Linked DNA regions of Homo sapiens: region 1 is linked to region 2. The links are chromatin loops, found by intact Hi-C in ENCODE. Cell type or tissue: gastrocnemius medialis. All regions are shown on one strand. Each heading gives the region's core, and the rest is flanking DNA. Links, peaks and the distances in the headings are about the cores only.

Region 1 (15,300 bases), core at 4,029-12,028, 110 kb after region 2:
CCATAAGCAATTTATCCCCTAGTGCACGGGTCCCTCCCCTGATTCCTCATAAGATGAGTACTATGGGGTCACAATCTTCCCAGACATTGCCTATTGGTCATTGAATAGGGGCTTTTAGGTATATTTTTAGGGTCACCTCACTGCATTCTGTTGCAGTCCACAATGTGTTGCAGTTATAGTTAGCTCAGGGGCTTTTTAAATATTTGACCTATGACCTAGGTAGGCAAGTTGATGAGAATAGATAAAGCAAGCTATTTTGGAGGCTAGTAAACTTTTTTTCTAGACTAAACTTCTTTGGTTTGGGTGAGGGCAACTAAGGGGCCCCAACAAGCAGGTGCTGGCTATCAAAGTAGGGGCCTCATGTAGTCTGTTCTTTGGTGGTTTGCAGACCCAAGCCTATTCGAGGTACTTTGTCTCGGAAATGGACCACCACATACGTTATTTCCTTCAATACCTATTAAGACAGCTAAATTAAAACACAGTGATAACACCAAATGCTGGTGAGGAGGCAGAGAAGCTGGACCTCTCATGCATTGCTAGTAGGAATGTAAAATGGCACAGACACTTTGGGAAATTATTTGGCCATGTCTTATAAAATGAAGCACAAAAATACCATACAACCCAGCAGTCACACTCTTAGGCATTTATCTCAGAGAAATAAAAACTTATATTCACGCCAAAATCTGTACACAGATATTCAGAGTGCTTTTATTCATAATTGTAACAACCTAGAAATAACCCCAAAATGTTCAACTTTGGTATATCCAAACAATGAAATACTACTCACCAGTGAAAAAGGAACAATCCGTGATACGAACAATCTGGGTAGATCTCAAAGGCAATTGTGTTCAGTAAAAAAATCATAGGGGCATTACTCTCAGTGGAAAAAGCTCACCTCAAAAGGTTACATACTGTGTGATTTCTACAACATTCTCAAAATGACAAACCAAGAGAGATGGAAAACATTGTAGGTGCCAGGAGCCAGGGACTGGGAGTTGGGGGTGCAAATATAAAGGGGTATTGTAGCCTGCACAACATGGTGAAACTCCATCTCTACAAAAAAATGCAAAAAAAATTAGCCAGGTGTGGTGGTGCATGCCTACAGTCCCAGCTACTTGGAGGGCTGGGAGGTGGGAGGATTGCTTGAGCCCAGAAGGTCGAGGCTGCAGTGAGCAGTGAGCCAAGATCTTGCAACTGCACTCCAGCCTGGGCAACAGAGGGAGGCCCTGCCTCCAAAAAAGAACCTGGGAGGCGGAGGTTGCAGTGAGCCGAGATTGCACTACTGCACTCCAGCCTGGGCAACAGAGCGAGACTCCATCAAAAAAAAACAAAACAAAACAAATAAAAAAAACAAAACCAACAACAACAAAAAAACCCTAAAAACTGAAAAAATAAATAAATAAAGGAGTCATGAAGGAACTCTTTGTGCTGGCTCAATAGTTCTGTAACTTGAATGTAGTGTTGGTCACATGAACCTGTACAAGGGGCAAAATTGCACAGGACACACACAAACATGCACACATGCATGCAAACGTGGTGCACATGGCATAGGGCTTATAATACTGTAGAAATGTCATTTTCCTGGCTTTCATATTGCACTACAGTTAGGTAAGATACCATCATTGGAGGAAGCTGAGCAGGAGGTACCCAGGACCCTATGTACTCTTTTCACAACTTCTGTGGAGCTAGAATTTATTTTATAAATTACTTCAAAGGTTTTAAAGATGTTAAGTCCAGTGTCCTCAGCAGTTATGAAGTGTGCACAAGTCCAGGGATTTTTCTGAATGCCCTAGGAGACATAATTACAGGCTTCAGAAGGCTTACAATCTAACTTTATGAACAAAAATAACTTTATGAATAAAAATATGTTTAATATTAGCTAGCAAAAACCACTGATAAATCAGTTTATAGGTAGCAAATACTGAAGATTTGCTGCTGAGCTGGAAGTGAGCCTTCCTTGTGTATCTAATCTGACGGGCACTCCATGGAGAAGGAAGAACCCCCGGAAGGTGTAGAAGGTGTGGCGGCTGAGCAAGGGAGATTGCCTCTGGGTGGCCATGGCTGCCACAGAAAGCCTTCGTCCCTGCTGTGAGTGGGACGGGAAGGAAGACATTTTGGAGCGACACTCCTCCCTTCTCCATAGTTTCAATCCTTTGAAATTGAATGAGAAATGTTCCTCATCTCCCAAAATCTTCTTGCCTCAAGAGTACAATTGTTCAATATTCATTTGAATATGCTTTCGTTTAACTAGTATTTGCATATTATTTTCCTCTTTCATTTTCAACGTTTTTGTGCCCTTATATTTAAGATATCCACCCTTATATTTAAGGTATATCTTTTGCAAACAACATATAGGAGGATTTTAGAAGTCTACTGCAACCATTGGTTTGCCTTTAACTGGAGTATTTACTCCACTCGATGAAATGTAACTGGGGATGTAGTTTGGCTTCTATCTGCTACCTCAGTATTTGTTCTCTATTTGTCCCATCTGTTCTATAGTCCTTTTCTCTCCTTTCTTGTCTTCTGTTGTATTTATTAGGTATTTTTGTTTTCCTTTTTCCTTCTATTAAATTATTAAACATTCTTTTAATGATGATAGCTATTATGACATAACTCTCTGCCTTACTAGAACCTACAATCCATCGGTACTTTTACGACTTCACGGACAATGCAAAGGCAATAGAATGTTTAACTCTCATGCACTTTTCTACGTTTTCCAACATTTTTCCTCTTTGGGCTATAATCTGGATATAGCAAAAGTGAACAAGGAATCCCTCCCTCCCACTAGAGGCCACCCAGTGCTGGTGTGACAGCCAGGGTGGGGGGCTGAGATTCAGCCCACAGAGTCTCTTTGGACAGATGCTCTTGTCCAGTGCCACGTATCCTGAGCAAGCACATGCAGCGGCCCAAGACCAGGAGCTCAGTGAGGACCGGGTAGTCTTGGCAGTGAGAAGACACTCCATCTTCCAAGGAATTCGTGAACGAGGAGAGAATGAAGGTGTAAGACTCTGGAGGTGGAGGAGACTCTGTGGTCTCCAGGGAGGCACCTGCTGCTCCTTTGTGTCCCCTCATCCCTGCAAAATGTAAGCAGATGCTCCCCTAGTTCCACATCAGGCAGAGTGGGTTTTAGGGTTTGAAGCTGCATCTGCATTTTGGTTTTGCAAATTAAAATACATCTGCATCACATATTCCATGTTGGCTTCTTTTTCACACATTCTATGTGGGCATAGTTTCTTGGGGAAGATGTTCAATACCTCAACATGTTCTTGGTGTCATTAATCCCCAACTACCACATAATTTTAGTTATTTCCTTTTTGCTTCTGGAAAAATACTTTTTAATTTCCATGAAATTAGGGATTTTTTAATTGCTATTTTTAAAATTTTATTATGGACACAGGTTGTGTAGTATTTGGGAGAAGGGGGGTTAGTGATGATTACTGAAATTTCCATTTTAGAACTGAAAAATAAAAGGGAATTTGCCAGACCATATTTCAAAACATATTACGAAACTACAGGGTATGAAACAGTATGGCACAAGAATAGACAGAATATCGATGGAATGGAGTAAAGTGTCCAGAAATTCTGAGAGTCCTGGTGTTTAGCATATGATGAGGATGTGAAAGATTTGGGAACAATGGGTAAATGACTGGGAAAACTCTGAGTTCAAACGTTAACACATACCACACAATAAAATAAATTGAGATGAGCTAAATATTTAAATATCAAGAATAAAAGCATGGAATGACTAAAAGGAAATATAAGGGAATTGTACCATTCTGAGTCTAGTAAGTAACTTAAACAGAACTTTAATATAAAGAATTATTAAGTGTGATTAGGGAGTAACTATAAAGACAGATTAGTAACTATAAAGACTGAAAAGACAGGCACACCAGGGCTGAGGGCAAGGGCCCCAAAAAGGAGAAATGTGGAAGGAGCCCTGTCCCCCAGGCCAGGGTCCAGAGTCACTGTCCAGGTTTGGCTGCCAACCATGGGGTTGTGAGGATGTTTTCTGGCCAGAGCTGCTCCCTAGCCGGGCACGGGACACAGCCTCCTGGGCCTGGGCAGTGGGTGGGCAGGTGAGGTCTGGGCACACAGGTCATGTGAGGAGACTCCTGGGCAGGGATCCCAGGGTCAGGCAGCTGAGGGGCTGCACCCTCTGAGCAGGGGCTGTGGCAGAGCCCCCTGGAATGTCCCCACCTTCCTGCACCACAGAGAGACCCCTCAGTAGGAACAAAGAAGAGAACAGACACAGCACAGCTGGCCCAGGAGGGAAAAGTCCCTTCCTCTTGCCACATCCTCTAGCATCTTCCGGTGGGGACACTTAACACTGTGAGCCCACACAGTGGCCACCTGTGGTCCCAGCTACTTGGGAGGATGAGGCAGGAGGATGGCTTGAGCCCAGGGGCTCAAAGCTGCAGTGAGCTATGATCACACCACTGCACTCCAGCCTGGGCAACAGAGTGAGACCCTGTCTCAAAAAAAAAGAAAAATTAACATCGATAAGGAGAAATGCTTGAAAAGACAAGTCCATATGGCAGAGTAGAGATCAAGTTTGAAGGTAGGAGGCAGTAAATCAATAACTGGCAAAGAAATATTTTTATAATCAGGGTATGTCTCTCAATGTAACTCCAGCCACAGAAACTCAAAAGAGAACATAATGCCAATCTTGACTACCTGAAATAGAGACACTTTGCACAGTGAAGGGTGCTGCGAAAACAGGCAAGACAGCTCTGCAATACAACAGAGAGCTGCAACCCTTGAATAGAAAAAGACTCATAAATTAATAAAACACAAATAATCCCAACATGCCAAGGGCAGCTCAGAGCAGAAACACAAAGCACATGAAAACATAAAACACATAGAAATACATTGGTAGCAGCCTCATTGACAATTTTTAAAGTGCAAATTAACAGTGGCATATGGTGGGTGCTTAATAAATACTTGTTGAATGAATTATTTTTGCATAAAACTATGGGTAATACCCAATATTAGCCAGGGTGTGGGGAAACAGGTACTCTCAAACATTGTTGGTGCAAGTATAAATTAGCCAAAATTTTCTGGAAGGAAATCTGAAACTTTTCCAGGAAATGAGACCTGGAAAAGCCATTATAATGTGCATAAAACTGGCCCAGAGATTCCACCTCAGGAAATGAGACAAACAAGCAAAGAACCATACACAAATAAATTCACCTCAAAATTGTTTATCATTGCAAAAAGAGATGAATTCACCAATAAAGGAGGAGTAAATAAATTATGCTACAGGCACATATTGGGATATTGCACAGCTATTAAAAAGAATAGTAGAGATGTCTATTACCAGCCTGAAAAGCCTGAAATTTGTTAAGTAAATGACTCAGGTTACAGACAGTGTGTGTAATATGATTCCATTTTACTTGAAAAATCATGGGTATATTAATATATAAAGATACAGGTTGAGTACCCCACATCCAAAATGCTTAAGACCCGAAGTGTTTTGGATATGGAGTTTTTGGAATATTCGCCTTATGTATACTTACCGGTTGAGCATCCCATATCCAGAAATCCAAAGTCCAAAATTCTCCAATGAGCATTTCCTCTGAGTGTTATACTGGTGCTCAATGTTTTGAATTTTGGACTATTTCAGATTTCAGGTTTTTTGATTTGGCATGCTCAATCTGTATTTATATCTATGTGTGTGTGTGGAAATGTATACAACAAATGAAATTACCTCTAGGATAGAATTACAAGGGGCTTTCATCTCACTTTCTTTTTGTTTTCTTCAACTTTTATTTTGAGTTCAGGGGTACATGTGCAGGGTGTGCAGGTTTGTTACATAGTTAAATGTGTGCCATGGAGGTTTGCTGCACAGATCATCCCATCACCTAGGTATGAAGCCAGCATCCCTCAGCTATTCCTCCTGATGCTCTCCCTCCCTCGATCCCACCCCCAACACGCTCCAGTGTCTGTTGTTCCCCTTTGTGTCCATGTGTGCTCATCATTCAGCTCCCACTTATAAGTGAGAACATGTGGTGTTTGGTTTTCTGTTCCTGTGTTAGTTTGCTGAGAATAATGGCTTCCAACTCCATCCATGTCCCTTCAAAGGACATAATCTCATTCCTTTTTATGGCTGCATAGTATTCCATGGTGTATACGTGCCACATTTTCTTTATCCAGCCTATCACTGATTGATAGGCATTTAGGTTGATTCCATGTCTTTGCAATTGTGAATAGTGCTGTGATGAACATACGAGTACATGTGCCTTTATGGTAGAATGACTTCTATTTCTTTGGGTATACACCCAGTAATGGGATTGCTAGGTCAACTGGTATTCCTGCCTTTAGGTTCATTTTCTACTTTATATATTTCTGTAATGTCTAGACTTTGTTACAAGAACCATTATTTTTGGCAAAAGAAAATGCTCATTTTAAAAATGAAGCAATATAGAAATGTTCCAAAGAGAAATGTCCCCAACATGTACCATTCAAAAACTCTCAGGTGAAAATCATTTTCCAGATCTTTCTATGGGGAGAGAGAAGTATAATTGTACATACTTAGTAAACAGAGAGGGAAGAGGGGAAAGAGAGAAGAACAATTCACAGAGCAGACGATAATGTCATATACGGCTCTGCTCCTGGAGCCCAGCAGTGAGTTAGAAGACCTGGCCCTGCTGTTCACTCAGCTGCTCTCCATCCTCCTGAGTCTCTTGTGGGCATTTTGCCACCCTGGGTGGGGTTCCATTCTTTAAAGCCATTTATTTTTTTCTTCAAGATGGGCCCCAGGTCAAGTCTGGTACTGAACCAAAGAAACAGTATTCTCCTAGCAGAAGAAACAAAACAACTAGTTATGTGATTTATTGATAGATGAGGTACATATTAGTCTCCAATATCCCAGTGCCACTGTATTAGTCAGGGTTCTCTAGAGGGACAGAATGAATAGGATAGATGTACATATAAAAGGGAGTTTATTAAGGAGTACTGACTCACACCATCACAAGGTGAGGTCCCACAGTAGGCCATCTGCAAGCTGAGGAGCAAGGAAGCCAGTTCAAGTCCCAAAGCTATAGAACTTGGAGTCCGATATTGGAGGGCAGGAAGCATCCAGCATGGGAGAAAGATGGAGGCCAGAAGACTAAACCAGTCTAGTCTTTCCAAGTTCTCCTGCCTGCTTTTATTCTGGCCACACTGGCAGCTGATGAGATGGTGCCCACCCAGACTGAGGGTGGGTCTGCCTCTCCCAGTCCACTGACTCAAATGTTAATCTCCTTTGGCAACACCCTCACAGACACACCCAGGATCAATATTTTGCATCCTTCAATGCAATCAAGTTGACACTCAACTATCACAGCCACTCAATAAAAATAAAATTTGAGATATATATGTTATTTAAACCCTTTCCCTAACCACATCCCAAGTAAAGAGAAACAGGTGAAATTAATTTGAACAATATATTTTCTTTAACTCAGTGTATCCTAAGTATTATCAATTTATTATATCAACATATTTACATATATTAACATACATTCAACATTTAAAATGATTAATGAGCTATTTCATATTCCTTCACTTTCACTCAGCCTTGGAAGTTCGGTGTGTGTTTCACAGCACGTCTCAATGGGGCACTGAAGTTTCACTGAGAACAGTTGATCCTTACTTAGATTCCAGACCATTACATTTGAAAGAGTTCCATGCACAGATCTAAGTTGTTCCAAACATACTTAAGAATTTTCCAATAACTGAATCAGGCTTCAGTTTTTAAGTTCACATTTAAATAAATTAAAATTAAATAAAATTTAAAATTTAGTTCCTCAGTCTGACGGGCCACATTTCAAGTGCTCAAAAGCACCCTTTGGCCAGCAGCTGCTACGGCCCACACAGCTTTCTACTGTCCTTTACAAGCAATTGAAAGAGATTTGCAAGTGTTACAGGAAAGGGGTCCCCAACTTCAAGAGAGGGTTCTTGGATCTCCTGCAAGAAAGAATTCAGGGCAACTCCCTAAAGTGAAAGTATGGTTATTAAGAAAGTAGAGAAATAAAAGAACCGCTACTCCATAGACAGAGCAGGCCTGAGGGCGGCTGGTTGCCCATTTTTATGGTTATTTCTTGATTATATGCTAAACAAGGGGTGGATTATACATGCCTCCCATTTTTAGACCATATAGGGTAACTTCCTGACGTTGCCATGGCATCTGTAAACCGTCATGGTGCTGGTGGGACTGTAGTAGTGAGGACCACCAGAGGTCACTCTCATCCCTATCTTGGTTTTGGTGGGTTTTAGCTGGCTTCTTTACTACAACCTGTTTTATCAGCAAGGTTTTCATGACCTGTATCTTGTGCCAGCCTCCTATGTCATCCTGTGACTTGGAATGCTTTAACCATCTGGGAACGCAGCCCAGTAGGTCTCAGCCTCATTTTACCCAGTCCCTATTCAAGATGGAGTTGCCCTGGTTCACACACCTCAGACACAAGGGCAGTTTTGACTGGGAAACAAGCAGCGAATGATTCGAATTTGTCACTCAATCCCTAAAGACAAAACTCCACTGTAAATTTAGTTTTACCTAAATTTATTCGTTAAATCATTTAGTTAAATTCTGAGCATCCGCTGTGAAGGAGGCCTTGTCTCTCTGGGCCATCCATTCAAGGGGGCCAGGACAGTTAGTGAGAAATCGGATCATTCCAGAGGTACGTGCTGGGAAGAAAGCAAAGCAGGATGGCGCTGTGGAAGACGACTCGGGCTGGGGTTCAGGCCATACCATTCCTCCAAGATGACATTTTAAGGGGAGGCCTGAAAGACAAGGAGTCAGCAGTGTGAGTTTTGGGTGACAGCATTCCCAGCAGACAGAGCTGGGTCCAGGAACAGGAAGCCCGAGGCCTGCATAACCTCAGTGAGGGCAAGAGACAGCAGTAAAAGGCTGGGCTGGAGGGGAACCAAGTCTCTATGCCATTTGTATTTTGTTCCAAGTTCAATGAAAAGGCATTGGAAGGTTTTAAGCTGGCGCTATTATTAGATTTATATCATAAAAAGATCCTCTGGCTGCTGGACAGGAAAAGCTGAGAGGTTACTGTGTCAGTTTAAGTGAGAGAGAATGGGTCAGAGAGATAGGAGGGGAGAAAGAAAGAGGTGTGTGGACTTGAGATATATTTGGAGGTAGGGCCCCCTGAGCTTGCAGATGGTTTGCACGTGGGAGTTGGGAAAGTATTGACCTGCAGGTGCTGGACTCAAGCCCCTGGATAGGTGGTGGTGTTATTTACAGAGTTAGAGAACACTATGTATGTGTGGGATGGGCAGCAGGTGTGGGGAGGGTGACTCAAGAATTTAATTTGGGGCATGACTAGAGATGCCCCTCAGAGATCCAAATGGAGATATTTACTAAGCCACAGGATCTGAGTCTGGAGCTCAGAGGAGAGGTCAGGGCTAGACACATAAATTCAGAAATCACCAGTTGTAAGTAGTGTTTGGAGGTGTGAGATTAAATGACATTGCCTAGGAAGAAAATACAGAGAATGGAGGATCTAGGACCCAGCCCTGGGGTCTTTGAACATTTGGAGGTCCAGCAAGAGTTGGTGTGTCATGGAAGCCAGGACAGAGTGTTTCAAAAAGGAGCTAATGGGCAACTTGTTGCATGCTCCAGCAAGATAAAGCCAGATAAGAATAGAGAATTGAGCATTTGATTTGGCAGATTTGAAGGACTATGATGAATTTCACTGGTTATCCCTGGGAGTGCTGCGGACTAATGCCCAGTTGGAAAGGGTTGAGAAGGGCCTGGGAGACGATGGCTGCAGACAATCCTTTGAAAGGACAGAGGAGGGATGGGCAGGAGCTAGAAGGGGGTATGATGAGTGTGTGTGCTTATATTAAGGTAGAGAACCACTGTAAGTGGTCGCAGCAGATTTGCCTGATGAGGGGACTAATCCATTCAGTAGAGCAGATAAATTACTGATTTCTGAGCATCTTGCTTATTGGACATTTGTGTCTGTTTCCAGTACATTGCCTGTCAATATCCTTTGCCCCTGTTGCTCATCTCTCTCTTCTTGATATGTAGAAGTTCTTTTTATATGCTGAATGCGAATGCTTTACAGTCACGCCCTTCATACAACCTTTTGGTCAATGACAGGCTGCATATACAATAGTGGTCCCATGAGATGATAATACTATTAATATATTTTGACTGTACCTTTCCTATGTTTAGGTATGTTAAATATGCAAATACTTACCATTATGTCACAATTGCCTGCAGTATTCTGTATGGGAACATGCTGTACAGGTTAGTAGCCTAGGAGCAACAAGCTCCACCATCTAGCCTCGGTGTGTGACAGGCGGTACCATCCAAGTTTGTGGGGGCGCCCTCCAAGATGCTGAAATGAGGAAATCGCCTAATGGCGCATTTCTTAGAACGTATCCCTGCTGTTAAGCGAGGCATGACTGTATGTGTTAAATGAATTGCAAACAATTTCCCTTGTTCTGTAGCTTGTCTTTTGCTTTGAAAGAAGTTATTAATAACAACTGAAAGACATTATTATATTATTACTTATAGGCAAGTCTGGACATTTCTATGGCTGTGCTTTACGTGTCTTGTTGAGAAATCCTCCAACCCTCTAAGGTCATAAAGATGTTCTGCTGTCTTTTCTTCTAAATCTTTTTCCATTTTGCTTTCACATTGAAGTCTAATCCACCTGGAACAGATTTTTGAGTGTGTTTGAACTCTAATTGTTCCTCTGTCCTCGCCCCCTGCTCCTTGGAGTCAGGCTGGAGTGAAGCAGGGGGAAGGCATGTCCAAGTAAACAGGAGCAACTCTGGGTCTCTGGCCCCGGTTATTCTCTGTAGAGTGACACGTCCTTGCCAGCACACCGAACCTGCAGTCAGTGTGGATAAAAGTCACAGGCTGAGTGCTGCCGCACTTTGGAGAATGAAGAGGAAACAGCCATCCTACAGTTGGGATGAACTGCCCCCGGCCAGAGGTCAGAATGCTGGAGCCGCAGCAGCCTGTGTAGAGGACAGTGCCAGGTGAAGCAGTCCCCCAGGGGCACCAGGTCCAAGGAGCAGGGCACAGGAGCCCAAGAGGCACCAGGGATGTTCTCAGCAGCTGGCCTGCCCTCAGTGGCGCCAGTTTCTGACAACAAAGCCCCTAGCAGCCATTACCACTGCAATTTAGCCTTCATGAAAAAGCAAAACAAAAAAAATCTAATAGCAATACCTAGTATCAGAAAGAATCGGGAACTGGGATTTTGGTGAATTGCTGTTGGCAGTGTAAATTCATAAAGGCACTTGGGAGAGCAATTAGTACCCAGCATCTTCCTAGTCTAGAGATTCTTCCACACCCAAAAGCTCACCTGACCCTCACAATGACCTTTACCTGGACAGGATAATTATTGTCTTCCTTTAACAAATGAGGAAACTAAGGCAGGGCAGGGAGGAAACCCTTCCTCCAGCAGAAGAACCCCCTGTGCAATATTCTTTGCAATATTCTTTTCAACCCAGCCTTCAGAAACAGGGAAAAGAAAAAGAAGGCTGTCACAACAAGAAATTGAACTGTCCCGGTAGTCATCCACGGGCTCTGCACCAGGGCCAGAGCTGTGCTGTTTTCTCCAGCTTCCATCCCTGCTTCTGGCTGCTCTGTAAAACAGTTAGCTAAGCTTATAGTCAGCGCTCAAGTCTGGAAGAGCCTGGAGGGTTGTGGAAGGTTTTAGGCGCTATAGGATAAAGGGAGACAATCAACCATCTTTCTGCTAGGCAGAGCCCACACTGTGACTTGATCTCTTTGGCTCCCCACGCCCTGGTGCTTCTGCATGGCTGGGACTTGCATTCACTCAGTCTTGTGCTGTGAGGTATGAGCGGTTTTAAGGTGACATCCACGTCCTCTTATAACATGAGATGGGCGGATTATTTTATCCTAGGTCATGAAGATTCCTATCAGGGTAAATGCTTTTGTTTTTAGAATGTTCTTAAGGAATAATACAATAGTGACAATTTCAGGAGGGGTGAGGAAGATGTAAATCCCTTGAGTCACATAAGGTACCAGGGTCTGGTCCAGGCAGAAGCGGGTCAGTGGGCCCTGACTCGAGGCTGGGCACTCGGCTAGTGGAGGAGAGCATGTGTGGGGGGTGGCGGGGGCACCAGCACCCCTCCCAGGAATATCGGCAGAAGCCATTTTAATAACCGTAATGACTCACTAGGGACTTTCCTCTATGGTATCCACATGGGGAAATTAAGGAATCGGTTGAAAACATTTTCAAGGACTGCATTGGGTTACTAAATTAAAGGTCAAGATGTCAGGAAACCACCTGCGGGTCATCCTCCCCCAGCAGCACCTCCGGTGGCTTGCTCTTTCCTTAGGTGGCAGGGACCAGCTGGCAGCTTGTTTCCCTTTCCTTCCTTCAACACCGTCGCCCACCCATCCCTCCCCACGCCACGGTCAGTCTCCAGCAGACAGACCTGCCCTTGCTTCTGAGTAGAACTGGGGACTTTTCCTTTTTTTTTTTTTTTTAATGGGTAATCACTTTTGCTAATTTAAAGTGATTTTGCTAATCACTTTTTTAACAAGACAAAAGCAAGACAGGAAGATTAGTAAGATTCTAGAATCTTCATGTTCTTTGTATTTGAGATCCCCGGTCCATGGTGCTTTCTCTCTTTCTGAAGGGAGCTATCAACTGATTTGAAGCTCAGTCTTCCATTTCAATTTCATGCCATTCAGGAAATAGGTATTAAGGACTTAATATGGGCTGGGCACTGTCCTACTTCCTACGTTCGAGGGATACAGTAATGATGGAGAGAGAGAGAGAGAGACAGAGATCCATCTGTGACACTGCTCAGCAGAACATGGAGCATCAGCCAGAAGTATTTAATATTTTCAGAGCAGTCTCCTCTATCTGCTTAAGGGGCTCACCAAGAGCTCCCCTCCAGAGCAGAGCGGGGGCAGCTGGAAAGACAATCGTTGGTTTCCACACTTAAAGCCCACAGAAGCAAATCTCTGGCATGTTTCTAATTACAAGAGTATATGAATAGGGGGATGCAGTCTCAGGCACGCCTCTCCACAGTCAGGATTTTTTTAAAAATCTCTCTCTTTCACGATTAGAAAAAGAAGTAACATTTACTTGTCTGGTTTTTAAATTGTTTCATTTGGAGGTGACGGGAAATCCTGTGAGGGTAAATGCTTTTCTTTCTAGAATGTTCTTAAGGAATAAATACAATAGTGGCAATTTCAGGAAGGGTGAGGAAGATATAAATCCCTTGAGTCACACCAGGTACCAGGGCCCGGTCCAGCCAGGAGCCGGTCAGTGGCTGGGCACTCGGCCAGAGGAGGAGAGCATGGCAAGGCCACCAGCACCCCTCCCAGGAAGATCAGCAGAAGCCATTTTAATAACTCGCTAGGGACTCACTAGGGACTTTCCTCTATGGTACCCACATGGGGAAATTCAGAAATCAGTTGAAAACATTTTCAAGACTAGACACCTGGATCCTCCCGGGCCTGCCTGCAGGGGACAGAAGCTCCTGTCCTAACATGGGAAACAGCTTTGGAAAGGGAAGTGAACAGCACTGGAGAAGCCAGTGCACAGAGGCATCCAGGGGGTGGCTGGTGCCTCCCCACCTCGGGCGAGAGAGGTGGAACCCAGCAAGGACCAGTGTGTTATTTCCTGGAGCTGGACAGCTTCACAACAGAAATGTGTTGTCCTGCAGTCCCGCAGGCTGGAAGGCCCAGATGGAGGTGTCAGGGCTGTGAGAGAAGGATCTGCTCCAGGCCTCTCCATGGCTTCTCGTGATTTGCCGTCGTCTTTGGGATTCCTTGGCTTGTAGAAGCATCACCCCCATCTCTGCCTCCATCTTCACGTGGTCGTCTTCCCCTGTGTCTGTGTTCAACTGTCCCTTTATTTTTATTTTTTATTTTTTTTGAGACAGAGTTTTGTTCTTGTGGCCCAGGCTGGAGTGCAGTGGTGCGATCTCAGCTCACCGCAACCTCTGCCTCCCGGGTTCAAACAATTCTCCTGCCCCAGCCTTCCGAGTACCTGGGATTACAGGCATGTGCCAGCACACCAGGCTAATTTTGTATTTTTTTTTTTTTTTCAGTAGAGACGGGGTTTCTCCATGCTGGTCAGGCTGGTCTCAAACTCGCGACCTCAGGTGATATGCCCACCTCGGCCTCCCAAAGTGCTGGGATTACAGGCATGACAAATGTCGCCTTTTTATAAGGACACCAGTTATATGGGATTGGGGGCCCACCCTACTTCAGTGTGACCTCATGTCAACTAGTTATATCTGCAATGACCCTATTTCCAAATAAGGCCACATTCTTAGTTCTGGGGGTTAGGACTTCACATGAATTTGGGGGGGACACAATTCAACCCAGATCAGAAGGAGTGGACTCTGGGACAGGGCAGGGAGCAGCCTTCAAGGCAGAGGTAGCCCCAGTGTCAAGGACATGCTCTGGACAGCCCTGGGCAGTGACATAACAAGAAGTCCAAAGACAGGCAGTCGGCCCTGGCTGTAAGGACATTACCCAGCCAAGGGTCTGATCTTGGACTTTGCTTGCTGGGAGCATTTTCCCAGGTGTGGTCTGAAAACCTCGAATGGCAGGAGCCAATTTGGAAGGTTTATAGATCAAACTCTATTTTGATATCTATTTGTTTAAATGGGTAGGGAGAGAATGTAACCAGCACCACAAACTCACTAATGGTTTATTAATGAGAGGATGTGAATGAAGTGGCTAAGTTTAAAAAAGTGAACCAGTTTTAAGAAAAAAATATCAATCCTATGTAGATATAAAAGTCCACATATGGCCAGGAGCCATGGCTCACACCTGTAATCCCAGTGCTTTGGGCTTTCGGAGGCCAAAGCAGGAGGATCCCTTGAGCCCAGGAGGTCAAGGGTGCAGTGAGCCATGACTGTACCACTGTACTCCAGCCTGGGTGACAAGAGTGAGATCCTGTCTAAAAAAAAAAAAATCCACATGCAGGTGGTATCTGAATGACAAGTTTTGGAAACTGTTCCTACATCAATTTTTAAGCAGATTTGCCCTCTCAAAAGATGGATTTGCCAGCGTAGTGGATGTGGATAGGAATGGAGAAGGGGCCGAGGAGAAAACAGCAAGGCTTGCAGGCCCACGTTGAGTCCTGAAGGTGTTGTCACAGTGGGCTCCCTGATCTCCATCCTCATAGCCAAGCTGCAAGTCTGACCCGGGTCCCCCCACCCCTCCATCCCAAGTCATCACTCCCTCCCTTAAATGGCACAACAAAACCCCTCATTGGTTCCCAAACTTTTTGAAAGTAAAAAGCCACTCCTTAGCATGGCATGCTTAATATGGAACATCAACTGGGGCCTACCTTGCTCTCC
Region 2 (15,300 bases), core at 4,978-12,977:
TTGCCTCCCTGATTTCAGTGGCATTCCCTGCATTCGTCCATCTCTTACATGTTGGGACCTCCCCAGGGTCCTTCCTGTAATACTTTTCTTTCTGCACTCTCCAACCTGCCACGAGCCCATCTATCCCAATGACTTTAAATGCTGCCTTTTCATCAAAGGGTCTCTAATTTCAATTTTCCAAATTCCCATAGTGGTGCTTCCAGTGCCCAGTCTAAGTCCACACTGTCTGCAATATATGCATTGTAGGTATAGAAACATGACTAGGTTGGTAGTAACAAGACATTAAAAGCTCTACCCTGCAGATGGTGGTAGAAATCTGCAGTGGCTCAGATAATAGACCACAAGACAATGAGTACTGTCAGACGTAGAGAGAGATGTTTCGTAGCAGTGAAAGTCACTTATCAAGAAGACATGACCGTCATAAATGTGCGGATGCTTAAGAAGAGTTTCCACATACATGAAGCAAACATTAAAAAAATTAAAGGAAGAAATAGAAGAACTCACATTTATAGTTGGAGATTTTCACGTCTCTTTCACAGTAATTGGTAGATCAACTAGGTGAACAGTCAGTGAGGACGTGGAAAATCCGGACAACGCTATCGGCTACCTCAATCTAACTGATATTTATAGAATCTTACGCAACTGCAGAACACACCTTTTTTGGTGTAAATTTTTGCTTGTATTCATAGTCTTTTGGGTAACTTCCTTTAGGAGATTATCGATTAATTAAAAGCAGGGTCTATGACTTAATCACCCTTTTCACATCCATAGTTTCTGTCATAATGCTTTGCATACAGAAAACCTCAATAAATACTTGACAAATGAGTGAATGAACTATCCTTTCTAGGAAGATAGGGAGAATTAGCAAAGAAGGAACTACCTAGGGTAAAATGTCATGGATTGTCCACAGGCTGGTGACAAGAAACAGGTAAGGAATCATTTTTCTTTGGTTATCTTGAAACAAAAGATCATAGGAATACATAAGTTCTCAAACACACACACACGCACACACAGGGCCCAAAACTACTGGCTTATGTGGCTCCCTGTGGGTAAACGGATGTGGGAAGTCAGCCCACATTCTCCACCACTGTCCTGCACCTTCATTTCTGGACGTCAAATCCCTGAATCTGTAGAGTGTGCAACCAGACAGCCGTGGGTGCAGGGAGAGCCCCAGGAGGTCAGACCTCAGCCTGAATATCTCCTAGATGCAGCAGTGCTTACAGCTTTTGGTCCAAACCAGAAGTGCCAATCACTCATGGATGACCCAAGCCTTGGGTCTCTCCTCTGTATGGACACGGTTGCCTAGGGCTGTCTACATGGGAGTCACAGCGCTGTCCAGATCACAGGGGCCCCGTGGCTGTCTCAGCTCATTTCTATTTTAATTCTCTCTAGACCTAGATAGATGCAAGCCTCTCCAAAGGTGGAGCCTCAAGGAATCTGTGTAAACCTAATGTTCACGTCCGTTTTCTTGCTCAGAAACATTAAGCTGTTTCCAGGCCAGTGATATCCAGTAGGATTTCCATGGTGAGCTGGAGTGGTTCCTGTCTCCAAGTCATCTCAAATAAGCACTGCAAATTTTCTAAGACACAGATAATTTCAATTAGTTTTATTGATAGGTCAAACTGCCCTGCAGGTGTGTTTTGTGAAGTGTTGCTAGGAAATAAAAAATAAATAATGACAAATTGTCACTGCTCCAAAAATTTTTTGGAGCGACTGATCAATGGGGCAAGGATTAGGTTTCTCTTCTATGCCAATAATAATTATACCGTTGTTATGGGTTGAATTGCATTCCCTCCAATTCATGTGTGGAAGTCCTTAGTCCTTAGTGTCTTCGAATGTGACTCTATTTCTAAATGTAATAGGTCAGATACTCAGAAGCTTTTATAAATTCATTTTTGGGGGAGCTTTTCTACCCCATTTATGGACAAAAGTAAGTTAAATGAAACTGAATAGAATTGGTTAAGACCACACATTTCAGTCAAAAATTCTCAGCGTGAAGAGTGAAGCCGCGTTTTGCCGGGAGATGGAGGCACTTCACCACCAACACGACCTAAATGCGGTTCCGTGCATCTCAGCCAAGGTCTGGCGCTGATCTGCATCTGAGCTCCAAGTTGTGGATTATTTTATGTACTCGTTTCCTTCTCTAAAGATCTCCAGGTTTGCATATGAATATCAATAATCACCCAACAGTGATATCAATGCTAGCTGAAAAGTGCCGTTTTCCTTGCCAAGTGTCTCTGGGAATTCCGAATGCAAAGAGGTAAAGAGAGGAGTGAGACGTGCAAAAATCCCATCTGAGCTGCAGCATTTCCTTGGCTTCCTGCCTGTTGTTAGAACCGCCCTCCATTTCTCCTTCCATTTCCTATCACACGAAGATAGAGAACGCTGGCATGCACCTGCAGAAAATCTGCCCTGATCCCTCCAGTCCCAGAGCCCCTGGGATTTCAATGTCCAGTAGAGCCAGCTGGACCGCCTGAGGCTGAGATGAGGCCCAGGCCCACCTGCTTCCCAGGAGCTGCAAGCTTACCTTTTCATGTGTGCAGGGAGGGGCCATGCGTTCCATCCACAGTGCTCTTTCAGCCCAGGAGACCTGCATGCAGAGGCTTCCTCGAGTTAATTATCTCATCTGCCAGACAGGCTGGTGAGCGCCACACCAGGGCATCTTTAGGCAGGTGGGAAGAGTTTACAGAATTTTCAGAAGTGGGGTTTGGCAAGATGCTTACCACATCTAAATGCAAAGTGTTTTCATCTGAAGGGTTATTACCAGGTGTGGAAACAGGTTCCACACAGGTTTCCTAATGAACAGATGGTCCTCCGACCCGGTGTGGGGGCTGTGCCTGGCTTGCAGAAATGTGTTTGAGCTGCAAAATGGTTTAAATCTCTTTTAAATTGGTTAGGCACATTTAAAAATAGGAAAAGTTCACATAAAATATGAATTTCTGACTTGTCTTTAAAAATAGGGCCATCTGTCCATATGGGATGTGCACTTGTGCATGAATTCCACTGTCCCCAGAGCTGCCCCCATGAGTCCCCACCCTCCCAATCGCCTGGGCCACTCCCCCCACTTCCCCACCTCACTGGACCTTAGAGCACTGGAGCTGCAACCCCTTGTCTACAGCCTGTTGTCTTCCTTTAAGTCAGCACATGTTAAAACCTACAAGTCAGAGAGAGACACAAATAGACTAAGATAACGATTAAAGCAAAACCCAGAGTAAACCATGACACCGCAAAGGAGCGTGTTCCCAGGCGGGAACCAAGGCTGCAGCAGGGCCTTTCCATGTGCACTGACTGCTGCAAATTTATTGGGTGGACAGGAAAAAAACCAGGGCGGGTTACCTTTACAGAAAAGAATAATCTGGTATCTCTTAAGGATGTTTATCTGACTCCTGCCTTGGGCACTTTCGTGCTCACCAGCAGAAATGTCCTTAGCTGCCCATCGGATCCTCACTACTCAACTCTCAGATTCTTCTTTTAACCATTCTTTCAGCTGCAGTTCAAGTTCAGACCAAGAGTAGGAGATGTTCCTCTGGGCTGTATGAAAACCCAAGTTGTCCACCTGAGCTCAGGAGTTCAATACCAGCCTGGCCAACATAGTGCAACCCCATCGCTACTAAAAAAAAAAAAAAAAAAATTAGCCTAGTATGGTGGCACATGCCTGAAGTCCCAGCTACTTGGGAGGCTGAGGCAGGAGAATACCTTGAACCTGGGAGGCAGGGCTTGCAGTGAGCCAAGATTGTGCCGCCACATTCCAGCCTGGGTGACAGAGCGAGACTCCGTCTCAAAAAACAAACAACAAAAAAAAGAACAAAACAAAAAAAAACCCAGGTCACCATTTTAAAATTTAGCTGGAATACTTTTTACCAAAAAAAAATTGCATTTTGAATACCATAAGTGAATAATTTTACCCCATTTTATAATTGCAGGCTGAAACTTATTTCTTAATAATACTCTGTCAAAGAGGTCATGGAGCTCTCCATCTGATTCTACTGATGTAATGCTTCAGGTATTAAATGCCTAAACATAAAAGTATTACAAAATTAGGAGCAATTTTGAAAATGGAGTGCAAATTAGGTAAAGAAATGGACAAGTCTGTTTCTCTAATTGCAAAAAACAATGCTTCTTTTAGAGCAGTGGTTCTTAACTGGGTGTGATTTTCCCCTCCGGACACCTTTGGCAATGTCTGCAGGCATCTTTGGTTGCCACAATGAGGGCGGAGGGGCTCCTGACATCGAATAGACGCCAGGGAGGCTGCTGAGTGCCCGCCAGGGCACAGGACGGCCCCACGACAGAATTCTCCAGCTGAAAGGTCATCCGTCGAGAGACCCTATTCTAGAAAATTAAGTAGTCGAGAGATAATTATGTTAGAATTTGAAGTTAATCAATCATCTGAATAACGTAAGCAAAGAGAATAATCTTTGTTCAAAATCACCCAAATTGGCAGAGCTCTAAATCACCTGATAAGCGTGTCTTCTGCGGAGAGGTGAAAGAATGGCAGGGGGAGTGTTCAAGCCAGGCCACTGTTCATTCTGGGGAATGTGGGAGTCGAATCTGACCACAGCGTACCCTATGAAGCTGCTTTGCAAAAAATATGTGCTCACTAGTGTGTCAACAAAAGTGTTTTTGGACATTTTCAATATTAGTTCAGTCACCTCCCTAAATATCATTAAAATATAGTAACTGTATTTACTATTTCATTTACCACTACACTATCACAGCTTAATTTTTAATAATAGTTCTGAACTATTTATAAGTAATAGTCTTTGTCCATTTATAAGTTAAAAAGTGAAAAATACAGTGAAGCCCAAGTAGAAAATAAAAGCATTCATAACCCTATCTACACAGATAAGATGGTCGTTAATACTTTGCATAGGTGTACAGAATTTCTACATAAACATAGAATCATGCTATATACAGTTTTGTAATCTGCCTTTTATTACTCATATTATTAATATTTCCCATACAAATAAATATCTGTTTATAAGGATTAAAATATAGATTTTCTAAAATTGTTACAGTCTTCATCTTATGGAGGTACCATCGTTTATGTTTTATGTATTTTATGAGTGAATATATAGGTTGTTTTCAACTTCTCACAGACTTAAAAAATCTTATTGAGATAACAATAGACAAATCTGTGTAAACATCTATGTAACTCCTTAGGATAAGTTCCTAGAAGTAGATGTCATGAGCCAGACTTTAGAGATACTGACAAACTGTTCTCCAGAAGGTCTTGTGAGTTGCACATTCCCTGGACATGAATCGTACTCTCACCAACAACATGTGAGAATTGTCTGATATTTGGTACCTCATTTGGGGAAGATATACTATTTTCATTTGTTTGATTATTTGTGAGAAAAAATGTTTTCCATAGGCTTATAGGATATTTATTTTCTATGCTTTTTGTGTATTATCTGTTCCTGTCCTTTGCTCATTTTCCTACAGTATATTTGTCTTTTGTTGCTCCATAAGCATTCTTCATGTGTTATTATACTGTCATCTGTCATTACTCCTCCAGTGTGTTTGTTTATAAATATAATTTAGGCAATTAAAATTTTCCTTTAATGTCTCTTTGGTCCTTTATGGAGTCTATTTTTACATGTATGCTTAGAACCACTTAGTCTCTTAATAATTTTTACCATAATCCTTTTACATTCTGCAATTGATTCCTCATTGTTTTACTAGATTATTTTTAATTTAATTAATTGATTAATTAATTTTTTGAGGTGAGATCTCACTCTGTTGTCCAGGCTGGAGTGCGGTGCCACGATCATAGCTCACTACAGCCTCCAACTCCTGAGCTCTAGTGATCCTCCCGCCTCAGCCTCCCAAAGTGCTAGGATTATAGGCATGAGCTACCACACCTGGTATTATATTGTTTTTTTTAATTATGACTTATGTCTGATTTTTGATGTTTATTCCATCCAATTTAACAGATATTTTTTCCACTCCACGTCTGAGTCTAGCCAGGAGTTGGGCGTACAGAGAGGACTTCCAGGGGAAAGGATCACCTCCGGTTCCTTTGTTGAAGTTAAGTGGGAGAGACAAAGAGGAATAGACCACGACAAGCTTGTCCAGGAGAAGAATTAAGGCATGAGATAGCCCACACAAGGGATTTTGTGATCAATTATAAGCATGGTACCTTTTCACTAACGGTTTCAGTCATATTAAAATGCCACTTGATATTAATAAAACCAACAGTTTAAAAATTACTTTAAACACCCTGCAACCCATCCTTGGACCCTGAGAGCTGCTCCTCTCTCATGGGCTCCTCTGGCAGTAGCAGGAGTCCTTGTCCACGTCGCCCCACGTGGTGGAGCCCGCCTCCTCCTGGCTCAGGGCAACAGGAGGTTGCACAGGCTCGGGGACTGCTTCCAGAAAAAGCCATTCTTCCCAGTTTTTCTCTTTTCTTTTCCCACCTATAAAGTCACTTCTAGGATGTGATGAGCACAGCATTGGAGCTAGAGGCTTACGGTGGGGAAAACCTCAATCAACTCTAAGGAGGAGTTTATAGACTTTCAAATATTGTGAAATCAAATATCACAACTTTAATACAAATTGTGACTCAATATTGTGACTCGCTATTCAGAGGCAAAGCAGTTTCATGGAACAGATTGTTGGACGCGATTAGGCAGCACCGTGTCCCATGCAGATACCTTAGTGAGGACCCTGGCTCATGGAGGTACGAGCAGGGAGCACGAGCACCTCCTGATTCCAGCCGCCCCCTGCCCTGTACACACACTGCCGGGAGAGAGGACTCCCTCCTCCTCTTCCCTCTCTCCTCTCCCATCCTTTCTTCTCTCTCTTTCTCTCTCTCTATTTCCTCTCTCTCTCTTCTCTGTTACTCTCTCCTCCCTCTCCTCTCTCTCTGTCTCTCTCCTCTCTTTCTCTGTGTCTGTCTCTGTATCTCTCTCTGTGCCTCCCTCTCCCACCCTCTCTCCTCCCTCTCCTCTCTCTCTCTGTTTCTCTCTCTCTCTTCTCTCTTCATTTCTCTCTCCTTTCTTTCTCTCTCTGTTTCTATCTCTTCCCCCTTGTTTCTGCCTTGGCTTGTCTTTTACCGTCCCAGAGCTGCTGTAACAAAGCAGTTTTTTCCTCAGGATTCTGAACATCAGAGTCTGTGTGAAGGCATTGCATGGCTGCACTCCCTCCACGGGCTCCAGGGATGGTCCTTCCTGGCCTCTGCTGGGGTCTGGTGTCCCCAGGAGTTCTGTGGCCTGTGGCTGTGTCCCTTCAATCTCAGCCTCTGACTTCATGGCCTCCTCCTGTGGTGTCATCCCCTCTTCTTATGGGAACACCAGCCATTAGACTAGGGTCCGCCCTACATCTAAGATGGTTTCATCTCAAGATCCTTAGCTAAGCACATGTATAAGACCCTATTTCCAAATAAGGGCACATTCTGAGCTTCTGCATGATCCTGCGCATGGGGCATGAGGAGTATTCAACCCTCCAGAGCTTGTAAGGCAGACATGATGGCTTGAGGAGGTACCAGGGGAATGCTGTCACCTCCCCTGACTCTAGGCCATTCCTCCCGCAAGAGGATGTTCTAGACTCTCTCGGTCTGCAGGACCTGCCACTCTTCACACACATGCACTCACTCTCCCCGTCAGGAACCCCCCTGGGCTGGGGTGCAGTTGCCCCACCTGTGGCTGAGTGGATGAGTTGATTTGGGGTGCAGTGACTGGTAGGAAGCTAGTGTGGGCCTGGGTCCAAGCACTGTCCTGCATGTGTCTCTCAGAGAGTTTGCACCAGAAGTGGGGAGGATGTGACAGGGAGGCCTGGGCATCCCCAGTGGTGGCCTCTGGTCATGGAGGAGACACCAGCAGTTCCTGCAGGAGGTGGCCTGGCCATCACCACAGTGAGAGGATCCAGAGGCCCCAGCAGGCCTGTGCTTGCTCAGCCCCCATCTCTCCAGCAAGGCCCAACAGCTCAGATGAGGGTTAGCTCAGACGAGGGTGCAGGCCTGAGGTGGTCAGGAGTGTGGGGCATCCTCACAGGACCAGATTATTGGGAGAGGAGTGGGAAAGGGGCACCAAGCCAGGAACCCGCCCACCATGTTTCTCTGGCTGGTCCCAGGTTGTTCTACACACATTCCCCTGGAGGAGTGGAGGACATGTTATTTTCATTTCAAACCTTGGGCTTTCGGTGCAGAGTCCTGTGCCCTGAGACCCCATAAGTGTGGTCAGATCCATGGAAGCTCACTGGATTGCCCAGTGGTGAGCAGTGGTGTGAAGCTTGGGAACAGCTCCCCATCCCTCCACACTCCCCAGCTGACCCCTTCCTCCATCCTCAAGCTGAGGCCATGGGATGCGGCACCAGCCCCAAGCCAGACCTTCCAGGAGCTAATTCTCCCCAAGAATAAGTTGCTCACCCCATCAGCTCTGATCACAAGTAAGAGCTGCTGAGCAATCGACTGAGGTACTTGGGTAAGCCAGTGTGCTTCCACGAATCCGACCACAGCAAGGGTGTCTCAGGGTGCAGGGCAGCACCACAAGCCCGAGTTCTGAAATAAAAACCACATGTGACAGGATGTTTCCACTGGCTGTTGGGAAGGCTCCGGATTCTAGGTCACTGACTCACATCAGGACTAGGACAGCTGGGCGGTAGTGCCTGCCCTGCCCGCCTCAGGGTTGTAGGACAGGAGTGAGCTGCTTCCTGGGGACAGGTGTCTCTACCACAGCTCATTGGCTACAAGAGAAAGGCCAGAGCTGGCCTGGGCCTACAGAAAGAGCCACTTCACCCTTCTAAATGCACCTGCGCCTGGCGTTATCCAGCATGAAGTCATGAGACTGCAGGACTTGTCATTCAGCAAACAGACACCCATTGGTGAAACAGCTGTTAATGATGAACAAATCTATCTTAAGATAGCAAGAATGAGCCTGGGATAGCAACAGCATTTCTATTAAACATGGCTGCCCAAATGATCATTCGCTTAACACAGCCTGTATTTGAGAAGTGTGACTTCTTTGCAAGAAAGTTAAGATTTAGACCCAATGTTGCCCGTTGTGAGAAAGCCACAGAGGCACAGAGAACTGGCAAGCACACATGAGCTCTCCACAAAAGTTGTCTGTGACGACGCTGAGGGTGAACTCTGCTCGGGAACTACTACAGCGGCTGGCATGGCAGCTGAGAAGCCTCGGTTGACTTCATGACTGGCTGCCTCATGGCTCACCTGCGTTCCCTAAGCACATACCAGTCTGCAGGGGAAGCCCAGGGAGTCTAGTGTTCATTCTGAGATTAAAACTTTGATGCATGGAACTTCAAAACTGAATAATCAAGGTGCAACTAGATACATAAAATTAAACCCCCTTTAAACATTAAACCTCAGATAATTGATTTAAATTCATTTGGTCTACTCAGTGATTCATTCTAAAATTTCTAACTGCTGTTAGTTTTCAGATGTCAAAATCAATTACTTTACTTAAATGAGCTGGGCTTTCTCTTGTGGCCATAGTTGCCATTTGCCTATGGGGAGAGAAAAGGTGGAAAGAGGTAAAGGATTTAGGAGCAGCATGTGGAAAACGGTCTCAATTTTTACAGCAACCACATTTGGGAGGGCTTTAGACCTCCTTTAGAGGCTATGGTTAAGACCTTAAATTGGTGCAGCTGGGTGTTGGAGCGGCTCACTTTTCTACCCCGTGACAAAGAGGAAGAAGAAGAGGTTAAAGTCGGCTTTAATGCCATGTCTATCAGTGCCGTCCCAAATGCCACGAGCTTAGTGTCCTTCTGGCTGCCTGGGCTGGAAAGCATCTGTCCGGAGGGGACGGTGCCCAATGACATCTTGGTCCAACGATGGCACGAGTGCCAAGTTAGGAAGACAGGCTCCACGGGCAGGCTGAGAACCCTGTTGGCAGCATCCTTGAGCGCATCCCGGATGCGTTCTCTGTGCGCTGGGCATCAGGGCCGCCAACTGCTCCAGCCACACTGCTGCAATTCGATGGCACAAAGCGGTGAGTCCACGGATGCTTTGCCCACGAAGACAGGGAGTTCTGCCCTGTAACCGTGGCTGGAGCGTGGGGATGGTAGGCACTCTCTGGAGAGAGTGGCGACCCAGGATGGCAGTCCCAACGGCTGAGGGCAGTGAGCCCTGCAGCCATGCTGTGCCCACACACCCAGGGAGTTCCACAGCGCTGGGCAGCAGGGACTGCTCGAGGCCCATCGTGGCGATGTGGGACAAAGGCACAAGACCGAACGTAGGTGTGCAGCCTCCAGCAGAGCCTGGGAGGACTCGGAAACAGCCTGTCACGGGTCCCACTGGGCTCTGGCCAGAATTTCACTGTAAAAAAAGTGCTCAGCTAGCATCACTAGCACAGAATGGGACAGCAACCTTTTCCTAGGTCAGCAACAAGGTAGGGGTTAAAAACACTTTTAAACCCTGCAGATCGGGGTTGAAAACCCTTTGTCAAAGAACCAGTGGAGAGCGGTGATTACAAGGCAGTTGGACCAGTAGAGGCGTTAGGGAGAGGACCCGAGTGGCAGGAATGCCCAGCACTGACCTGGCGTGTATCTGGAAATGCATCCCCATCGGAGTCCGACCCTGAGCCTGCGTGTTCACGGACCATCCTTTTGACCCTTGTGGCACACTGTATAATTTAGCAATGGGCGCAACAGTCATATCTGTTTTACAATGTCGTGCTTTTCCTTCTGCTTCGTGTCCCCCAAACCAGATTCTAAGTAATACGCGCCTGTACTTTTTAGTAGCCTTTTCCACGTTCCATGGAGAACTGACCTGTCTTGGGTCTTTCAGAACCTTCCACAGAAGAACTGTTCTGGGGGCTGTCCCTGCAGCAGAGAGAAGAGTGTGGTGGGGGGAAGGAGTCCACTTCCCTTGGACACACGCTCCCAGGTGGTCTCCTGGATGCTACCACCTCGGCACCCCCGAGCTGCTGAGCCCAGTCTCCCGACCCTGCCCGGCATCTCTATGGCACGTGAGTGCTCCACACTGCAGCTCACAGGCACCCAATCATCTCCCCATTTTCTCCACCCAAACACCCCCTCCTGCGCACTCTATTTAGAAAGTGAATATCCGTTGCACATTTCAGCCGGTCACTTGGAATTCATCTTAAATGGCTTTTTCCTTGCAATGTTTACACCCACTAGATCACCAAGTCCTGCGAATTTTGCTTCTTAAATTTCTTTCTTCCTTTCCTCCTTCCTTCCTTCCTTTCTTCCTTCCTTCCTCCCTCCCTCCCTCTCTCTCTTTCTTTCTCTCTCTTTCTCTCTCTCTTTTTTGACGGAGTCTCATTCTGTCACCAGGCTGGAGTGCAGTGGTGCAATCTCGGCTACTACAACCTCCGCCTCCCAGATTCAAGCGATTTTCCTCCCTCAGCCTCCCAAGTAACTGGGACTACAGGCGCGCACCACCATGCCCAGCTAATTTTTGTATTTTTAGTAGAGACAGGGTTTCACCATGTTGACCAGGATGGTCTCGATCTCTTGACTTTGTGATCCGCCTTCCTGGGCCTCCCAAAGTGCTGGGATTACAGGCATGAGCCACCGCGCCCAGCCTGCTTCTTAAATTTCTCCCAAATCTCTCCCCTCCTGTCCAGCCTATTACACAGCCTTAGCTCAGTGCCTGCTGGCTTTTCTCCTGGCTCTCCAGCATGCTGGCCTGACTATACCTCTGCAGGGCCTCTGTGGGGATCTTCCAAAAGAGGACGCTGCCAGGCTTCCTCATCATCCAGATAAAGCACAGACTCTTCTCAAGCTGCCCTCAACCAGCCTCAGAGGGCACACAGGGCCTCGGAGGCATCAGCAAGGGCCACCCTTGCTCTTGGCCCTGGGACTAAAGCCACATGCTGCCTTAGGAGTCTGAGACCTGAACTTTTTCTCTTTATTCAAAATTCCTTCCTAAGGGGCCTGGAGGAGTCATCTCTGCAGACTGTCAATCTTGCTAAACAGGTCATTTTCTTCCAGTGTCTTGTGGTTTGCACTTGCAACCTGGCTCCAGCGTAGTACCCCATGATGATGAGCAGAAGTCCTGATCTCAACTTAAATATGCCTTTCTGCTGACTCCGAGTTTTCAGAGAAAGCTTTGTTCTTTTAATCAACTGCACATCAAAGAATCTTTAATCCCGCCTATGATCTGTAAGCCGCCACTTCAAGATATCTCACCTTTTTGTGCCAAGCCAAAGTATAACCTCCAGGTATTGATTCATGACTTTGCCTGTACCTCCTGCCTCCCTGAAATGTATGAGTTGCATACCGACTGCCTCGAAACCACCCACTCAGGGCTTCTTGGGTTTGTGTTTTCCCCAGGCTGCGGTCACTCATGTTGGCTCAGAATAAACCTCTTTGACATATTTTATGGAGTTTTGGTATTTTTCCACTTGAAGATGCAGTTCCTAACTCTCTAGCACCTCTCCTCGGTGCATTTTGTGTTACAGTATTGAGCAAGATTTCAGAATCAAAGCAGTATACATAGAGTAAATGAGCTGGTGTGTGTACATGTCATGCGAGTGGCACGCATAACGTGAAAAGATTAAAGTACTGCCATCCTTGTAAGTACTCAGCGAGCATTAACTATCATCATTCTTCTACCAGCACAAAGGTTTATATGTAACTTGAGGCCACATCGTGGATCCCATGGGTATGAACAAAGGAATCCTTTCACATGACCCCAACACTCTTGTTTTGGGCAGGGATTTTTCAGTTACACATCTCAACCGGCAAAGATGTGTGAGAGACTCAGTACGTCAAAGGCCTCTGGGAACGCCTGCCTGACAGTGACCTTGAGACCACCCTTGCATCAAGGTCATTCCCACACAACAGCCTGTAAAAATCTTTTGATATTTGCATTGCAATTTCAGCTATCTAAGCATCATTTTAGAGAGAATTAACTCCTTTATGACATCATCTTCCCAATTTAGCATCTCCCTCCATTTATTTAGAATTTCTTTATTTCTCGCAGTAATGCTGTTTCTGCACAGAACCTTTGCACACCTCCTGTTAAATACATTTGACAGCTGATGTTTTTACTCATGTTTCTGTTTGTTACTCGTGTACAGAAGCACAACTGCTGTTTTTTTAAAAACATTGACCCTATAGCCGGGCATTGTGGCATGCGTCTGTAGTCCCATCTACTCCAGAAGCTGAGGTAAGAGGATTGCTTGAGCCCTGGAGGTCAAGGCTGCAGTGAGCTCTGATCATGCCATTGCACTCCAGCCTGGGTGACAGAATGAGACCCCGTCTTAAAAAAAAATGTTGACCCTGCACCCATAAACTAGTTAAACTCACTTATTAATTCTAATTATATTTGAAATCTTTTAAGCTTTCTACATATAAAATCATAACATCCACTAATAGAAATGTCTTATTTTTTCCCTACCCAATCTTTCTTATTTCTATGCCATACTGCACCAGCGAGGACCTCCAGTAAAAGGTGAACATATGTGGGTAGGTGAGCATTCTTGTTTGTTCCTAATCTCAGAACACTATCAACATTTTGCTATATTCAGTGTGATGCCTGCTGTAAGGTTTTTGTTGTTTCCCTTAATTTGGATAAGAAAGTTCCATATTCTTATATTACAAATGTGTATTTATTAAACACTTTTCTGCACAGATTAAGATAATCAGATGATTTTTCTTTTTTCTTTCTTGTTAACGTGATGAATTATACTGGTTAATTTCCAAACGTTAACCCATCTTGTATTCCTGGAATAAACCTGACGTGCTCACGGTTTCCATCTAGGCTCGTGAGTGGTTAGTGATGTGGTTTGGATATTCGTCCTGCCAAATCTCATGTTGAGATGTAATCCCAGTATTAGGGGTGGGGCTCGGTGGGAGGCGATGGGATCACAGGGTGGATTTCTCATGAGTAGTTTAGCATCATCCTCTTGGTGCATCCTTAAGATAGTGAATCAGTCCGCCCGAGATCTGGTTGTTTAAAAGTGTGTGGCACCTTCCGTCTCCCTCTCTTTCTCGCTCCTGCTCTCAGTGGGCGACGTGCCTGCTCCCGCTTCACCTTCCGCCATGAGCGAAAGCTCCCTGAGGCCTCCCAGAAGCCGAGCAGACGCTGGAGCCAAGCTTCCTTACAGCCCGCAGAACCAGGAGCCAGTGAAACCTCTTTTCTCTACAAATTACCCAGTCTTAGGTATTTCTTTATAGTGATGCAAAACCGGCCTAACACAGTTGGCTTGCAGTTTTCCTCTCCTGAAATGTCAGGTTTTGGCATCAGTGCTGTTTTCGTGTCATAAAATAAATATGCAGTGCTCCTTCTTTACTTATTCTCTGTAAGAATTTGTGTTTGCCATTTCATTGTTAGACGTTTATAAGAATTTACTGGCGAATTCATTTGGGATTAAAGAGTTCTTTGCGTGAAGGTTTTAAGTTACATCTTCAGACAATAAATTCAGAATTAGGATGATAAAGGATTTTTTCTTTGTACAAATTTCCAAAATATTTGTACTTTTTAAAAGAATTTGTCTATCTTATGTAAAATTTCAAGTTTATTGAATAAAAAGTTGCTTATAATATCTTCTTATTATTTTAATAAGATTAGATGTGCCCTTTTATATTCTTGAAATTTTTATACCTTCCCTCTTTTTTTGATCAGTCTCACCAATGGATGATTAGATTTTTTAGTTATTTCAAAGAACCAAATAAAATAATGGTTTTATTGATCTTCTCTATTATACACTTATTTCCTATTTCATTAATTTTTGCTTTTATCTTATTTTTATAGTTTCTTTGGATTTAAAATGCTGCTGTTTTTCTAACTTCTTAAAATGCATACTCAGCTTATTTTGGCTTTTTTCCCCCATAATATTTGTTTCTAAATTCATACTTCTCTTTATGCAAGGCTTTAGCTGTAACCTAAAAGCTACTGAAACGTAGTACTTTCATTATCACTTAATTCAAAATACTTTTAAATTTCCACCATGTTATTTTCTGTGGCTCATGGGTTGTTTAGATGTGTATATGTTACTTGCTATATGTGAGGATTTTCCGAGTATCTTTTTATTACTTATTTCAAGTTTAATTCATTGTGGTGAGAGAAAATATCCATGTCCTTCAACTCGAATCATCTTTTATCATGGGCATCCTAGTGGGTGTGAGATGGTGTCTCACTGTGGTTTTGATTTGCATTTCCCTAATGATTAGTGATGTTGAGCATCTTTTCATGTGCTTCTTGGCCATTTGTAGGTCTTCCTTGAAGAAATGTCTATTTAATTGCTTTGCCCATTTAAAAATGTTTGTTGTTGTTGTTGTTGTTGAGTTGTGGGAATTCTTTATATATTCTAGATATCAACCCTTTATCAAGTATCTGATTCGCACATATTTTCTCACATCCCATGGGTTGCCTTT

Evidence for each region. Peaks named below come from ENCODE experiments on the same cell type or tissue, not always from the same donor. Only the 100,000 strongest peaks of a DNase experiment are listed, where the experiment ranks them.
Region 1: it touches region 2 in a loop (4-fold over the local background); 35 of 110 quality-filtered maps call a loop at or near these places.

What each region holds. Positions count from the first base shown.
Region 1 is chr13:110,918,296-110,933,595 of GRCh38, reverse strand. No RefSeq gene overlaps it. Among named protein-coding and RNA genes, the nearest start is that of ANKRD10, 11 kb to the right of the region's middle. RefSeq lists enhancers at 3,597-4,096, 12,146-12,205, 13,279-13,428. In gastrocnemius medialis, for the core only: CTCF peaks have their summits at 7,979 and 8,194 (motif pointing right); DNase peaks (open chromatin) are centred at 9,215 and 10,293; H3K27ac peaks cover 4,144 bases.
Region 2 is chr13:111,024,943-111,040,242 of GRCh38, reverse strand. No RefSeq gene overlaps it. Among named protein-coding and RNA genes, the nearest start is that of LINC00368, 63 kb to the left of the region's middle. In gastrocnemius medialis, for the core only: no CTCF peak of the experiment used is centred there; DNase peaks (open chromatin) are centred at 8,552 and 9,793; H3K27ac peaks cover 1,914 bases.